Linked DNA regions of Homo sapiens: region 1 is linked to region 2. Evidence: read pairs that join two places in POLR2A ChIA-PET (ENCODE). Cell type or tissue: Panc1. All regions are shown on one strand. Region 1 overlaps GRIA4 (glutamate ionotropic receptor AMPA type subunit 4). Region 2 has its middle 46 kb from the start of GRIA4.

The links. ChIA-PET counts read pairs that join two places held together with the same protein. Peaks named below come from ENCODE experiments on the same cell type or tissue, not always from the same donor. Only the 100,000 strongest peaks of a DNase experiment are listed, where the experiment ranks them.
Region 1: POLR2A ChIA-PET joins it to region 2 with 16 read pairs; 2 of 35 experiments call an interaction of 5 or more read pairs at or near these places.

What each region holds. Positions count from the first base shown.
Region 1 is chr11:105,796,695-105,804,694 of GRCh38, forward strand. The region is part of intron 4 of GRIA4 (glutamate ionotropic receptor AMPA type subunit 4); the gene reads left to right. Among named protein-coding and RNA genes, the nearest start is that of GRIA4, 190 kb to the left of the region's middle. RefSeq lists an enhancer at 3,214-3,717. In Panc1, no CTCF peak of the experiment used is centred here; a DNase peak (open chromatin) is centred at 3,492.
Region 2 is chr11:105,560,418-105,568,417 of GRCh38, forward strand. No RefSeq gene overlaps it. Among named protein-coding and RNA genes, the nearest start is that of GRIA4, 46 kb to the right of the region's middle. In Panc1, no CTCF peak of the experiment used is centred here; no DNase peak of the experiment used is centred here.

The DNA of each region.
Region 1 (8,000 bases), 240 kb after region 2:
TGCTAGAAAATAAAGTGGCCCCTTAAGTAAATCCAGGAAAATCTATTTTTCCATAACATTTAAAAGATTAATACTTTCAGAGCTACTGACACTTTTCTAAACATCTCAGAGAAGGTTTTATCATTAGCCTTTCTTTTCTTTACAATGTAAACTTTAATGTTGTATTTTGGTAATGAGAAGAAAGAAGTCCAAAATAAATCCAGGGACTATACAGAAGGCACCATATTAGAAGCATTGATACATAAAAATACCGCTGGCCAGGCATGGTGGCTCATATCTGTAATCCCAGACTTTGGGTGGCCGAGGTGGGTGGATGGCTTGAGCTCATGGGCAACATGGTGAACCCCCGTCAATACAAAAAATAAAAAGTCCGGCATGGTGGTGCATGCTTATAGTCCCAGCTACTCCAGAGGCTGAGATGGGAGGATGGCTTAAGCCCAGGAAGTAAAGGCTGCAGTGAGCCGAGATCACGCCACTGCACTCTAGCCTGGATGACAGAGCAAGACCCTGTCTTGAAAATAAATAAATAAATAAAACAAATGAAAAGAAAGAAAAAAAGGAAATAGTATAGCATTTGTGTTTAGGTGAAAAACAAGGCGTAAGCAAAGCCCGCTAACAATACAAGGGTATGGAATTAAGGTTTATGAGTAATGTACTCCTTTTAGAAGAGAATTGTGGTGTATGTGTAACTTCTATAAAATCAAAGTATTTTGGTTCCACAAATATAAATAATCAGGAAGCCTGATTATATAGTTAGCATTCGGGCCTAAGGTTACACTCTAGCTTTCAAATTACCACGCCCTAAAATCTCAACTCTCATGTGTTTTTCTTGGAATACCACCTGCCATATTAAAACTTATTCCCCAATTTCACCTCTAATTCATTCTAGTCACTCAAGACTGCAGTGTCCTTCCCATCTGATTCTTTGTTCTCATAATCTGGCTAAATGTCACCTTAAATCAACTTAATCGTGCTACCTTTTCTGAAACTATAATGAGTTTCTTTGTGTCTTGTTCATTTCTCTTTTGTAGGACTTGTAATCAGTACCACACCATTGGCAAGTAATTGTATGCCAAGTTCTGTTGTTCACTCTTGGCTTTATGTGCTCTACAACAAGAGCATAAACTCCATAACTGCTTGCCTTTTAGGGCCTAGCACAGAGCTCAATGTATTTAATTACTTGATTGCTGATTCAAATTTAAACAATGGAAATTACATACATTTTTGGAATGAGCTGATGCCAAGTTTGAATTCTGCCTCATCTATGTATTCATTTATTGAGCAAATATTTATTGAGCACCTACTATGTGCCAGGAACTATCCTAGATTCAGCAATAATAACACTACTAAAATCAATAACAATATGCATATATATAAAACCACACATAGACATAAACACACACACATACACACACACACATGCACAAGACAACACTTCCTATAGCCATGAAGCTTACATTCAAGTAATAGAAGTGGACACTTAAAAAGATGAATTAGATAATATCATAACAAAGAAACATAAGTAAAGCAGGGAACAAGGATATGAAGTATAAGATAAAGGAAAAGTTGAATCACATGAGAAGGTATATTTAACAAAAGACCTGAAGAAGGTGAGGGAGTTATTCCTGAGGACTTCTGTGGAAGAGATTGTTGGGCAGGAGGAACACCAAATGCTGATACCCTGAGTGAGCAAGCAGCTTCTTTACAGTGTTTCAGGGAGAGTGACAAAGCCAAAGTGGGTGGAAAGAGGGAACAAAGATAAAAAGAGGAGAAAAGGATCTCAGGCAGGTAATGGATGCTACATTTCTTGGAACTTTGCAAGCTTTCATTCTGACTAAGAAAAGGAGTGACATAATCTGACATATTTTAGGATCTGTCTGTATACTAATTAAGAATGGGTGTGGACAGAGACACAGAGGCCGATTAGGAGACTGTGGCAATAATCTAGATGAGAAGATGGTTGAACTGGCACTAGGAGTGGTGAGAAGTGGTTGAACTCAGAATATGTTTTGAAGGTACAGACAACAGGATTCTGAATGTGACAGAAAGGAAGGAGCCAAAAACCGTGCTAAGCTTTTTGACTCTAGCAACCAGAAAACAGAATTGTCATTACTGAAATGAGAACAGAGGAAAGAATATTGGTGGGAAGTCAGGTAGTGCTCAGGTTTTAACATATTAATTTTGAAGTGCTTATCATTAAACCTCCTACTGAACATATGAAGTAGGCAGTTAGATATGTTGGTATGGAATTCAGAGGAAAGTTATTAGTATTAAGATGGTATTTAACTCATCCCCAGAGAGTGTTAGTTCATAGATAATGAGAGAACAACAAGAGAAATCCAAGTTCTAAACTCTGCCCTATGGCACTCTGATCCTTAGAGATGGTTGAGATGAAAAGGAACCAACAAAGAAACCGAGAACAAGAGTAGCTAGAGTAGCTAGCAAGGTAGAAGGAGAACTAGGTGAGTATGTTTAGATGCCAAGTATCAAATGGTTTTAAGGGAAGAGTGATCAGTGTGGTCAAATGCTAAGGAATGGCCACTGGATTTAACAGCATGGTGATCACTGGTGACCTTCTCAAGAGCAGTTTCATTGAATAGAGTAAAAACCTAATCTGAAGGTGTGCAAGAAAGAGCAAAAAGAAAGAAACTGAGGATGGCAGGAATAGAGGACTCTTTCAAGTAGTTTCGATGTCAAGAGGATGGGAATGAGTCAGTTGCTGGAGGGAAAATGGGATTAAGATGGGAGAAATTACAACGGGTATAGGGTGATGCAATAATCAACAAAGAAGATGATGATGCTGGAGACAGAGGAGAGACTATCTGGAAATGTTCTTTAGTAGATAATAGCAGATGGAACCCAGGGTAGACATAAAGGATTTGGCCTTAGGATTCACTCATAGTAACTGAATATTATTATATTACTATTTTATTACTATTTAGTTACTGTGTGGAATATTTGCATGAACAGATATAGTGGTAGGAATTTTTAGAAGTTCTCCTATGAAGGCTTCAATTTTTAGATGAAGCATGATTCAAGGTCATCTGCTGAAATCAAAGATGTAGAAAAGTTGAGGAAAGAGAAGAAAGGATTAAAAATCATCTAGCAAATTAAGAAAGGGAATGGACTAGGAACATAGAGTACAGTTACCAGGGATCATTTAGTATTTAAAGGCAGAATAGTTTGTTTCACTTTCTCTAGTAACATTCAGCTGTTAAGACGTAGGCTCAGAGTAACAAAGAACTGAATTTAAGCTGGATTGGAATTTTGCCAAATGAATGTGATACATTGGAGAGGGCAAAGGAGTTGAGGGTTTATGCGTGCATGATTATGATTACCCATAAATTTTAAGCTGGCTTAGAAAGCAAGAAAACACATAAAGACAATGAAAGATAGAACAAAAAAAGTAGGTCCAATAGATTAATGGTTCTAGTGGGATCAAAGGATTCTTAGAGTATAGCTCTAGAGGCAATTGGTCAGAGGGTAAGTGATTGAAATGGAGATTATGGAGAACTGCAGTTTTTGCCAATGTCAAAGGTATAAACATGAGAGTGAGTGACTACAGTGTGAAAGGGTGAAATCAAGAGAAATGACAAAGAGGAAGTTACACATAGCTTATGTAAATATTGAGACTACCATTTACTAACTAACTTTTAGCAAGTTATATTTTCTAAGCCTCAGCTTCTTTATAATTAGAATGAGGACAGTAATTGCCTCATTAGCTTAAAGTGTGGCTGTGAAGACTCCTAATGATAATGTGTCAAGGTACCTATGCCTTGGAACACTCAGTCTAGACTTTTCAAATTATGTCAAATTTAAATTAGGGGACAAGGATTGTTTCTCAAAACAAAAATACATAAAATTAATATAGACTAAATATTAAGAATTGTTTCAGCATATTTAAATTCAGACATGACTAATCAATTAAAATAATTGATGCATTCTGAATGAATAAGAAGTCAAATATTTATTCCTAAATCATCTTCTTCATTTATTTCCATAGTAAGCAAACTGTCCAATCTCGTTTTAGTTTTGCAGCATGCAAGACTCATCTAAGCCACTAATTTACTTCTGCTACATTAAAAATTTTAATTTTAAAAATAACTTTAAGATTCATTCTAAGATATAAATAAATAAATTAACAAGGTTTTCTTCCATGAATGAGCTTCTTAATATTAGCCTAGAATCATAAAACACATTTAAAATATAGGATAGGTGCTTTTTAGGAGATAGATATTATACAGGAAGTCAACTCAGAACCTAAATCAATTAACATAAAGTATAAATTAACTAAATACAGCATGGTATTAACAGTAACATAAATCTAACTTTCCTAGTAATTTATCACAATAGAAACATTAAATCCTAATAAAATTGAGCTATTTTGTTCAGGAAAACCCAGAATAACAACCTTAGAGAATGAAATTAGGAATAAACTAAGGATTTGGAAAACACAAAATCTTATTTCTTAAAACTCAGAGAGAAAAAAGGAAGAAACTGTATTTAAATGTATCTACCTGTTGAAATATTTAAATATTTAATATTTAAAATGATGAATCAATTTAAGTATGTGTGAAAAATACAGAAAAATTAGATTGTGATATTGAATGTTAAGCCTCAATAAACTTCAGGACAACAAATATTGAAAAACATGCAGGAAATTAGGATTATAAGAATGTAGGTTTTATTTTAATAAAGATTAGAAGTAGAGAGAAAAATGAACATTTTAACAGAAAAAATAGAAAGTAATATGTTTATCTGAAATAATTACTTTCTGAATAAAAAAGTGCCAAATAAACTTTGAAGAAATTCAGAAATATCTCTAACTTCAGAGCATAAGTGAGTTCCATTAAAGTTAGAGACATAATTTTTTATTTCAACTATGTTATTTTTAATGAGAAAAATCTTCCAATTGAAAACTTTGAGTTAAAAATAATAGCCACTACCATTTACTACCATTTACTGTCTACAATGTACAAGTACTATGCTCATTGTTGGTGAGGTCAAACTAGGGAAAAAAACTGTAGAGAAGCTGAATTTGACTAAAAATAAGACAGGATTTTCTAACAATAAGTGTTATAATGAAAATGGAATTGAGTTCCTTGGTAGATATTGTGCTTCTGATCACTGAAGGTATTCAAGCAAAGATTTCATGATATCTAACTAAAATACTTTGTAATACCAAGAAGAGTATGACACCTAGAGATGAGTCACAAAGGAAAAGACATGAAGGATAGCAGTATCACAAAGCAAGGTTGAAGAAAAGGCCAGCATCTGGGATGCCAATTTGAGCAGGACATGGCAGTAATTACTGGAGATCCAAGTAAGGGGATGAGTTAACAAAGGGCTAAATTGGCAGGCAGCCTGACTGGGTCCAGATGGGCAGATGCGGCCACATCAAAGAGACTCATCAGTTTAGTCAGTGACCCAAAGCAAACTTATAAGCCCAGGGCATCTGAGTTCTAGAGGCTGGTGGTGAGAGAAGAGAGCAGAAGAACAGAAATTAGCCCAAAAGAGGCTGGAATTCAAGAACAAGATTTCATCTGCTGGTAGAACACCAAAAGCAGAGCCCGCCTGACAGTGCTGGACCAGGAGATGTTGAAACAGAGCTTCCTCTATGCATTCCTATTTAAGAACTGAATCAACCTCTCAGATTTAAAACCATCAGAAATAACTAAGTACTCACAATATGAAGATGAGTAGTTATACCTTGATAACAAATAAAATCCAAACACTTGATTAACCTCTTCAATGACCTAGCTGTCAAGATGTAGAAAGTATTAGTTAATTGAACTTTGGGCACAAAATGAAGAAAAGATTTTGAAATGCAACCAAGCTTAATATCAAAAAAGTAATTTATAACTATTAAACTTCTCAGTCTATTTTCTCACTTACTCAGCAATTTAGTGAATCTATTGAAAAGTTTTCTGGATATTGCTTACTATTCAGTTCAAAATTTTTACAAATAAAAATATTGAGTATTTCTTTAATGTTTGGCAAGATTTTTTTACAGGAATATAGAATACATCTCTTCCTAGGCTATATCCTACAAGGTAGTTAATTACAAAGATTATGTCATTGAAAAAAACAACATTTATTTTTTATTTGTTTATTTCAAAACATATTGTTATACTTTTAAAATTTACATTAGGTTTATTTCACTTACATTAAGAATATAAATATTATAGATATTATGTAATATTTTATACACATATGCACACATATATACTAAAATCTTACAATAGTGCTATTCAATATAGAATTTAATTAGGTATATCTTAAATTTATCTTTGACTTAAATCACAGTAACTAACATTTGAAATTTTTAGGCAAGACCTTTCAACTCAAAAGAAATGTGATCTACCAGGTCACAGGAAATATAGATATGTCTACTTGTCTTTTATTACATTAATATCTCCGTGTTAAAATGTGTATTGAGCCAAGCACACTGCTTGTATAAAAATCACTTATTTTTATACATCTAATGGGACTGTTTAATGGGACCTTTTCATTTACCATTTCTTAGACTGTTCTTATATATAGTATCTCTGTTAATAGTTACCAAATTCTTGCAGGAGGCAAGGGAGATATTAGTTCCATGTTAGAGAGAAGAAGACTGCAGCTCTGAGAATTTAGGTTATTTGCCACTATGAAATTTAGATATTCTCTTGGCTAATGATATATTGATGTTCACCTGTATAAATAAATATATCTTCAATGTGCATATATACATATAAAATTTTATATAGATGAGAGTCTCACAGGTTACATTAATGTGCTTCATAAGGTGGAACAAAAGTTATTAATTATACATATTAATGTGAAAATTACATTACACTAAAAAGTTAACTCTTTTAACTGTATTAAGGCATAACTGAAGTAATTAAATCAATAGGCTCTTCTGAGAAATATTTTAGATCAATGTTCATGAACAGATCAATAAATTGATGTGCTATTTCTATCATAATTCCATTTTTAATTAGTTAAGCAACACACATTGTATATCTTCCAGATAAAGAACACTTCATGAGCTCCTAATGATCCTTGCTTAGAACCTCAAAAATGTAGGAAAGGTGGCCGAGTTCTCAAAGTAAGCTTCTGATATAGTTGGTAAATTGAATAGATAGGTGATTCTGATTGGTGCTATACCAAAAAAAAAAAAAAAAAAGAGAGAGAGAGAGAGAGAAGAGCCATGATTACTAGTATCTTGGAGGTTACAGTTGAGACTAGCTCTCACTTTTACATTTGACCTTTCTTAGATTTGAAAAAAAACAAAAGGTAAATTTGAAGAGGAGAAGAATGAGGAATTTGGGCATAGAAAATTAACAGACCTGTTCATTTGCTATATATGATTGGAATTTTATTGTAGGATGCATTATTACCTACTTATGCTTGATGCTGCATTTATTTAACATGCAGATTGGTAATCTAGTGGCTCTCATTTATATTACAAACAGAAAATGTTAACATCCTAATTGATAGATTTACATGATATGACATTTCATCATAGTTTTTCTTAGCCTTTGAGGCATATAAACCTGATTATTAAAGACATGTTATGATGTAAAGCTGTCTTTTTGTTTTCCGTAATAAATAAGTGTAACTTCATGAACATCAAATGTTCTTGCTTCCAATTTATTAAAACACACAAACACACATGCACACACACACACACACACACACGCACTAGACCACTGGACCATCCTCAGGAAATGACACATATGACACATCTCCATGTTAAAGGAAAAAAGCAGAATCCCCCACTTAACAAGTTTATAAAACTATGCATTGTATTGAAAAAGAGATAAAATGAATTCTAGTTAAGTTGTATACTCCTGCACAGAAAAATGACAGTAGACATAAGGCAGCCTTGATAAAGACTGTTAAAGTTTCAAGAAGGTAAATAAGTCACAGCTAACAATAGTTGGTTGGAATGAAGGGAAAAATTATTATAAAAATAAATTTATTTTATATGGATGATTGCACAATTTTAAAATTCT
Region 2 (8,000 bases):
CCAGCCTGGGCGACAGAGCAAGACTCCATCTCAAAAAAAAAAAAAGAAAAAAAAGAAAAGTATCACAAAGAGAAAAGTACATAAAGAGGTGAGCCAAAACTTCATCAAGGAAATTGTCACTGCTGAGTCTTAGCCAAGAAGCCCAAAGCTGAGGAGAAAATAAAGTAGGAGGGTTTCTAAGAAACCTAGAAGTTGTGCAGAGCATTAGGCAGTTGCATGGTGCTGAGGAGAAAAAGTGCAGTTCAAACTAGCCAAGGTCTTAGGAAAACCCCAGTCTTTCCACTGGAACCCAAGAAGGTCTATAAACAGCAGAAAACACAAAATTTAAAAAAGACCAACTTTCACAAAAACTGAAATGAATAACCTCAATAGAAGTATGTATTAATGTAATCTGGCCCTTCCTTGACTTTCAAAAAAATAAAGTAAAATAAAAATATAAATATGCTTTAAATAAATATAACATCAATGGGACTAAAATAACAGTAAAATAACTCTGTATTTTTATACCAAATGGCTGGAATTTAATTTTAAAAAATTACCAAGCCTACTAGAAGACCAAATGACTGAAAATATTTGAGAGAAAAGCTATAAAATATAAATTAACATGCAGAGTGTATTAAGCAATTCTTGCATTGCTGCCAAGAAATGCCAGAGACTGGGTAATTTATAAGAAAAGAGCTTTAAAGTGGCTCATGGTTTTGCAGGCTGTACCAGAAGCATACTACCAGCATCTGCTTCTGGGGAGGCCTCAGGAAGCTTACAGTCATTGAGAAAGGCTAAAGGGGACCAGGAATTTCCCATGGCAGAGCAGAGGCAAGAGAGATGGGGGTGGGCCAGGATGCCACACTTTACAACAACCAGATCTCCCAAGAATGAACTCACTCATCACCAAGCGGATGGACTAAGCCATTCATGAGAAATAAACCCCCATAATCCAAACACCTCCCACCAGGCCTCAACTCTAACACTGGAAATTATATTTCCACATGAGATTTGGAGAGAACTCACATCCAAACAATATCACAGGGGAATGAAAGATATTTCTGTATCTAGGAACAGATATTTAACAAATTTTGATAAATTCATTCAAGGAAATGCATAACAGAATGAAGAATTTAAACTCAGAAATGGAATCTACTTAAATATACTCAATTCAAAATTATAGAACTATAAAATTCAATAACTGAAATTGATGTTTCTGTAGATAGTTTTAACAGAACAACAAACACAAGATGAGGTAATTAAGTTGGCAAATAACAGAAAATATCTAGACTTAAGGCTAGAGGTTGGGGGAAGATAGATAATATAGAAAAGAGTGTAAAAAATATGAGATTTAGGAAAAGTCTCACATAGATTTAATTGAAGTCCCACAAGCAAAGGGCAGGAGAATGAAATTGAAGTATCATTTTCAAGTGTTATTAAGATTCTACAAATTCAAAGGAGAATAAATAGAAAGAAAATCACACCTATACACATCTTCAACCTTCTGAAAACCAAAGACAAAGAGAAAATCTGAAAAGTGTCTGGAACAAATGGACATGTGATCTTCAAAGGAGAAACAATGAGAATGAAACTTATTTCTCAATGAAATGATAGAATCCAGAAGATGATTGAATGGCATCATTAAAAAACTGAAAACAGCAACAATATAAACCCTTATCAATCTAGACTTGTCTGCCCAGTGAACATACCCAAAATAGAAATTAAAAAGTAAAGGTTTCCTTGTTCACATTTTAAAAACTGGGAAAATTTACCACCAATTGACCGAAACTACAAAAATACTCAAGGTAATACTCTGGGCAGAAGAAAAATAATCCCAAATGGAAGGATAGAAACACAAAAAGAAATATAATACAAAAGCAATGGTAACGTGGGTAAATTTAAAGGATAAATGACTATAAAGACAATGTTCTATATAGAAAATTTAAGTACAAAGTAAAAATGACACAAAACGCATAAGGTGAAATGGCACTAAAATATTGTAACATTACTGAATTGTCTGAGAAAAAGTAAAATTACCGAATTACATTAGTCTAAAATATATTTTAATTGCAAGAAGGTCTGCTAAATGAAAGCCGAAAGTATTTAAAATTAGCAAATGAATGTGGAAATGGCATGCAACAAAATATTTAATTAGTCACAATATGATAATAAGTAAAAAGAAACTAGAGTGAAGGACACTTCTGGAATGGTGAAGTGAAGACTTCTGTTAAACTCGTCCTCTGTAAAAGCAAGGAAAACATTTGGCAAATATTGCTAGAAATAACATTTTCAGAACCATAGAAATTAACCAAAGGCTGGCTGCCCTCTGAAGATCATTTATTCAGAAACAAAACTGAACTAAACAGAACAAAAAACTGTGCTAAACCTAAGTGAAAAGAGGATTGGTAGTATTTTATTTATTTTTCTTTTTGAGGCAGGGTCTCCATCTGTCACCTTGATTGTAGTGTAGTGGTGTGACCATGGTTCACTGCAACCTCAACCTCCCAGGCTCAAGCAATCCCACCAACTCAGCCTCTCAAGTAGCTGGGACCATAGGCACATGCCACCATGCCTAGGTCTTTTTGTTGTTGATGTTGTTGGGATGGGGTCTCACTATGTTGCCTGGGCTGGTCTCAAGCTCCTGGGTTCAAGTGACCCTTTCACCTCGGCATCCCAAAATGCTGGGATTACAGGAATGAGCCACCATGCCTGGCCTTGGTAGTATTATTAATTTGATGTACTCCTATCTTCCTCTCCCAGGCCTGTGGTAACTTGGAAAGACAGCAGACTAACAATTGCAGTAGTTGTGAACAACTGCAGCCTTGCAGCTAAAGGAAGGAATAGTCTGCATGAGGAGGTCTTCAGAAAGTCCCATCCTAGAGCGTTGTCAGTATTTCATACCAATTTCTGGTCCCTGAGAAAGGCCCATTCACAGGGTGTTGTTTTTATCTGGCCTGACTCAGTTTGTTCCACCAAAAAAAAAAAAGCCCTATCACCAGGCATGTATTGAAAAAAATCAGCAGCAATTATGTAACATTGCAGCTGACTGAGACTATGATACCAGTCGAAGCAATAAGAGAGCCCCTAAAAGGAAGATTTGAGGAACGTGGTAACCATGGGGGCTTTGCAAAGTTCTGACATATTTCTGGGGACTTAGCAGATTGTGCACATGTGCAGGGCTTTGTGCAGGCCCGGAAAAATCCAAAATGCACTCCAGCCTCTCTCCATTGTCTGACCTGGAAATCCTATGCAAGTGAGAGAAAAGGCCAAGGCAGAGTTTTAAACTGTCTGAGTGTTAATACTGTGTTCTCAGACAATTTCAAGCTGACTGACAAAGGACAGAAGGAAGGCCCGCTGGTTCAAGACATTCAAGAAATCTCTGACCAATCATTAGTTGACCACTAAGCTAACCGAACATAATTAATTCTAATGTTACAGAATTAGCCCAGAAAATTCACCAAACAAACAGAAAACAAAATGAGGAGACAATCTCATTTCTAATTTCAAGAGTTGCCACATTAACTTATCTAAAATTTCCAGGTTTTAGCAAAATTGTAAGGCACGTGAAGAGGAAAGTATAGTCCCTAATAGGGGAATGAAAGAGTTCATAAAAACTGTTCCTGAGGGAACTCAGCTCCTATACTTATTGGATAAATATTTTAAATCTGTTATTATGAATACAGTCAAAGAACAAAAATAATCTATATATGAAGAATTAAGGTAATTGTATGTCTACATGAAAAGAATAAAGTTGGACTTCAACCTCAAACCATATACAAGAATCAACTCAAAATGGATAATACGTCTAAATGTAGCCATTAAAATTACAAAACTCTTAGAAGAACACAGGATTTCATCTTCATGACCTTATGTTAGTTAGTGGTTTCCTAGCTATAATTTAAAAACTCAGGAAGAAATAGATAAATGTAAGTTTATCAAATTTAAAACATTTTGCAGCTGGGTGTGGTGGCTCACGCCTGTAATCCCAGCACTTTGGGAGGCTGAGGCAGGTGGATCATGAGGTCAGGAGATCAAGACCATCCTGGCTAATATGGTGAAACCCCGTCTCTACTAAAAATACAAAAAAAAAAAAAATTAGCCAGGTGTAGTGGCGGGTACCTGTAGTCCCAGCTACTTGGGAGGCTGAGGCAGGAGAATGGCATGAACCTGAGAGGCGGAGCCTGCAGTGAGCCGAGACTGTGCCACTGCACTCCAGCCTGGGTGACAGAGCAAGACTCCGTCTCAAAAAAAAAAAAAAATTTGCTGCTAATAATAGCAACAAAAAATTCAAAAGACAACCCACAGAATAGGAGAAAATATTTGCAGATATATATCTTATAAGTGGCTTTTATCTAGAATATATAAAAACTGTCTTAATAATAAAATAAAAATTCAATTTTTTAATAGGCACAGTGTCAGAATGTATATTTCTTCAAATATAAATGACCAATAAACACAAGAAATATTACACAGATTGTTAGTCATTAGGAAATGCAAATCAACATGGTTTTATATTATTTTGTACACAGTAGGATGGCTATAATTTGAAAAACACAATGACAATCATTGGTGCAAATGTGGCAAAATTGAAATGTTTATATGTATATTGCTGGTGCAAAGTTAAAATAGCGCAGACACTTTGGAAAACAGTTTGGTAGTTCTTCAACATACTAAATATAGAGTTATCATATGTTTGGGCAATTTCACTCCTGGATAAATACCCAAAAGAAATAAAAACATACATTCATACAAAATTTATACATGAGTGTTTATAGCATCATTGTTCACAATAGCTAAAAGTAGAAAGGATTGGCCGGGCGCAGTGGCTCACGCCTGTAATCCCAGCACTTTGGGAGGCCGAGGCGGGCGGATCACGAGGTCAGGAGATCGAGACCATCCTGGCTAACACGGTGAAACCCCGTCTCTACTAAAAAAAATACAAAAAATTAGCTGGGCGTGGTGGCAGGTGCCTGTAGTCCCAGCTACTTGGGAGGCTGAGGCAGGAGAATGGCGTGAACCGGGGAGGCAGAGCTTGCAGTGAGCCGAGATCATGCCACTGCACTCCAGCCTGGGCGACTGAGCAAAACTCCGTCTCAAAAAAAAAAAAATAAATAAAAGTAGAAAGGACCCAAATATCCATTAACTGATGAACAGATAAATAAAATGTTATATAGCTACGCAATGGAGTATTATTCAGGTATATAATTAAATGAAATACTGTTACATGCTACAACATGGATGAAACTTGAAAGACATACTACTGGAAAGAAGGTAGTCACAAAAGACCACATATTGTTTGATTCCATTTAAAGACAATCTAATAGGCAATAGAGACAAAAAAATACATTAGTGGCTGCCTAGGTTTGGGTAAGTAGAGAGGTAAGATGACTGCTAATGGGTACAGGCTTCTTTTTGGGGTAATAAAAAATGTTCTACAATTAGATTGTGCTGATAATTACACAGCTCTGAGACTACCCTACTTAATTATACGTGCTAAATAGGTGAACCTTATAGCAATGTTATTAAATTATCTTTCAATAAAACTGTTCAAATCAAAAGAGGAATGTCAATGAGTGAAACAAACAACACAAATAATAAGAAGAGATATTTAAATCAAAATATATTAATAATTATATTAACTACGAATTGACTAAACAACCCACTTAATACTCAAATATTGTCAAACTGAAAAACGAAGATGAGAAATAACTTTCAATATAAGAATAGAAAAACATTGAAATGTAAAAGTAGAAAAAGATATAACTTGCAAACAAATTTGAAGAAAGTCACAGCAGGTATACTAATATCAATATAAACATAATTTAAGACAAGAAGCATGACTTGGCTAAAGAGGAACATTGTATTAAAATTTCAATGTAAAGAAGGATATAGCATTTCTGATTGTGCACGATATTGTTAGCCTCAAAATAGATGAAGTACTGAACGGAGATGTAGCTAAGTTACAACCACCATTAGAGATTTTAACCTGAAGTTCACATCACAAGTAGATTTAAAAATCAGGAAAAATATAGAAGATTTGAATAATGTGATTGAGCAATGTAACATAATTGACATGTGTAAAATACACACATATCAACTCCAGAAAACAGTTTTTGTCAAGTGCACATGGAAGATTTATAAAAAATGTATGCTGCTGGCTGGGCGTGGTGGCTCACGCCTGTAATCCCAGCACTTTGGGAGGCCGAGGCAGGCACATCACCTGAGGTCAGTACTTCAAGACCAGCCTGGCCAACTTGGCGAAACTCCGTCTCTACTGAAAGTGCAAAAATTAGCCAGGCATGGTGGCAGGCGCCTGTAATCTCAGCTACTCAGGAGGCTGAGGCAGGAGAATCGTTTGAGTCCAGGAGGCGGAGGTTGCACTGAGCCGAGATAGCGCCATTGCACTCCAGCCTGGGTGACAAGAGCAACATTCCATCTCAAAAAAAAAAAAAAATGTATACTGCCCTTAAAATATTTGAATAAAAGAAGTAATGAAGGTGTATGTTTTCCAACCACAAAATATTTATGTTAAAAATTAATAACAGAAAAATTTTAAATATGTTTAAAAGATTAGCACAACTTCTAAATAGCCTATGACTCAAATCAAAACCACAATGAAATATAGAAAGTGTTTTTTATTCACTGATGTGAAAATGTGTCGTTAAAACTTGTAGAATACAGTTTAAACTCTTCACAGATAAATATTTTTTAATCTCAAAATACATGTCAAAAAAACACCTAAAAATCAGTGGTGTAAATATTTACCTTAAGAAGTTAGGGAAAAAGCAGCAAATTTTATGCAAAGTCACTAATGACACATAAATCAAATATAAAAGTGATAATCAAAAAAGCCACAATTTGATTCTTCGAAAGGGTTGATTAAAATGGTAAGCTTCTAACAATATTAATATGTTAAAAAATAAGAAAGAATATATTGTCAATATCAAAAGTGCAAAAGAGAACATCAGTATAGATCTGACAGATTTTGTTTTTTCTTTTAGAGCCTGAGTCTTGCTCTGTCACCCAGGCTGGAGTGCAGCCGTGTGGCCGTATTTCACTGCAGCCTCAAAATCCTGGGTTCAGGAGTTCTTTCTGCCTCACCCTCCCGAATGCTGGGACTACAGGCATTCACCAGCATGCCCAGCTAATTTTTTTTATGTTTTGTAGAGATAGGGTCATGCTTTGTTGCCCAGGCAAGTCTCGAACTCGTGGCCTGAAGCAATGTTCCCACTTCAGCATCCCAAAGTGCTGGGATTACAAGTGTGAGCCACCATGCACAGTCAGAATTTAAAATGTTTATAAGAGGATACTATTTAAAACTTCATCTTGAAAATTTGAAAATTTAAATGAATTCAGAAAATTTGGTAGATAATACAGTTTACCAATATTAACAGGAAGCACTAAAAAAACTGGTCTTAATTTTATTAAAGATGGAAATCTGCAATCTAAACTTTCTCAGAAAGAAAACTTTAGATCCAGATGGCATTAATCATTCATTCTTTTCAACATTTACAGGAAGAATATTATCCAAACTATGGGGAATAAAAAGATAAAATAACCCCCATATCATTTTATGAGCAATGCATACTTGATCAAAATCTGACAAGAACAGTACGAGGAAGAAAAATTACCAGGCAATCTCTCACAAACAGATGTAATCATCCTGAACAAAGGAATAGCAATCCATATTCAGCAAAGTATAAAATGAATAATATTTCATATCCAAAAAATGTATATTCTAGAAACACAATCCATTAGAAAAATGCCTCAATGCAAATCACCACATTCATTGAATGAAGTAGAAAGATATGATTATTTCAATATATGCAGAAAAGCATTTAATAAAATACAATACCCATTTATGATTTTGGCAAAGTAGAAATAGAAGTAAAATTTTCATTCTCAAAATGAACATACAGCAAAAACTACAGTAATTATTATACTTTTAATAATAAAATATGAAAGATTTCAATCAGTGGTCAAGAAATATGACTGTTTATACTCAATATTGTACTGGA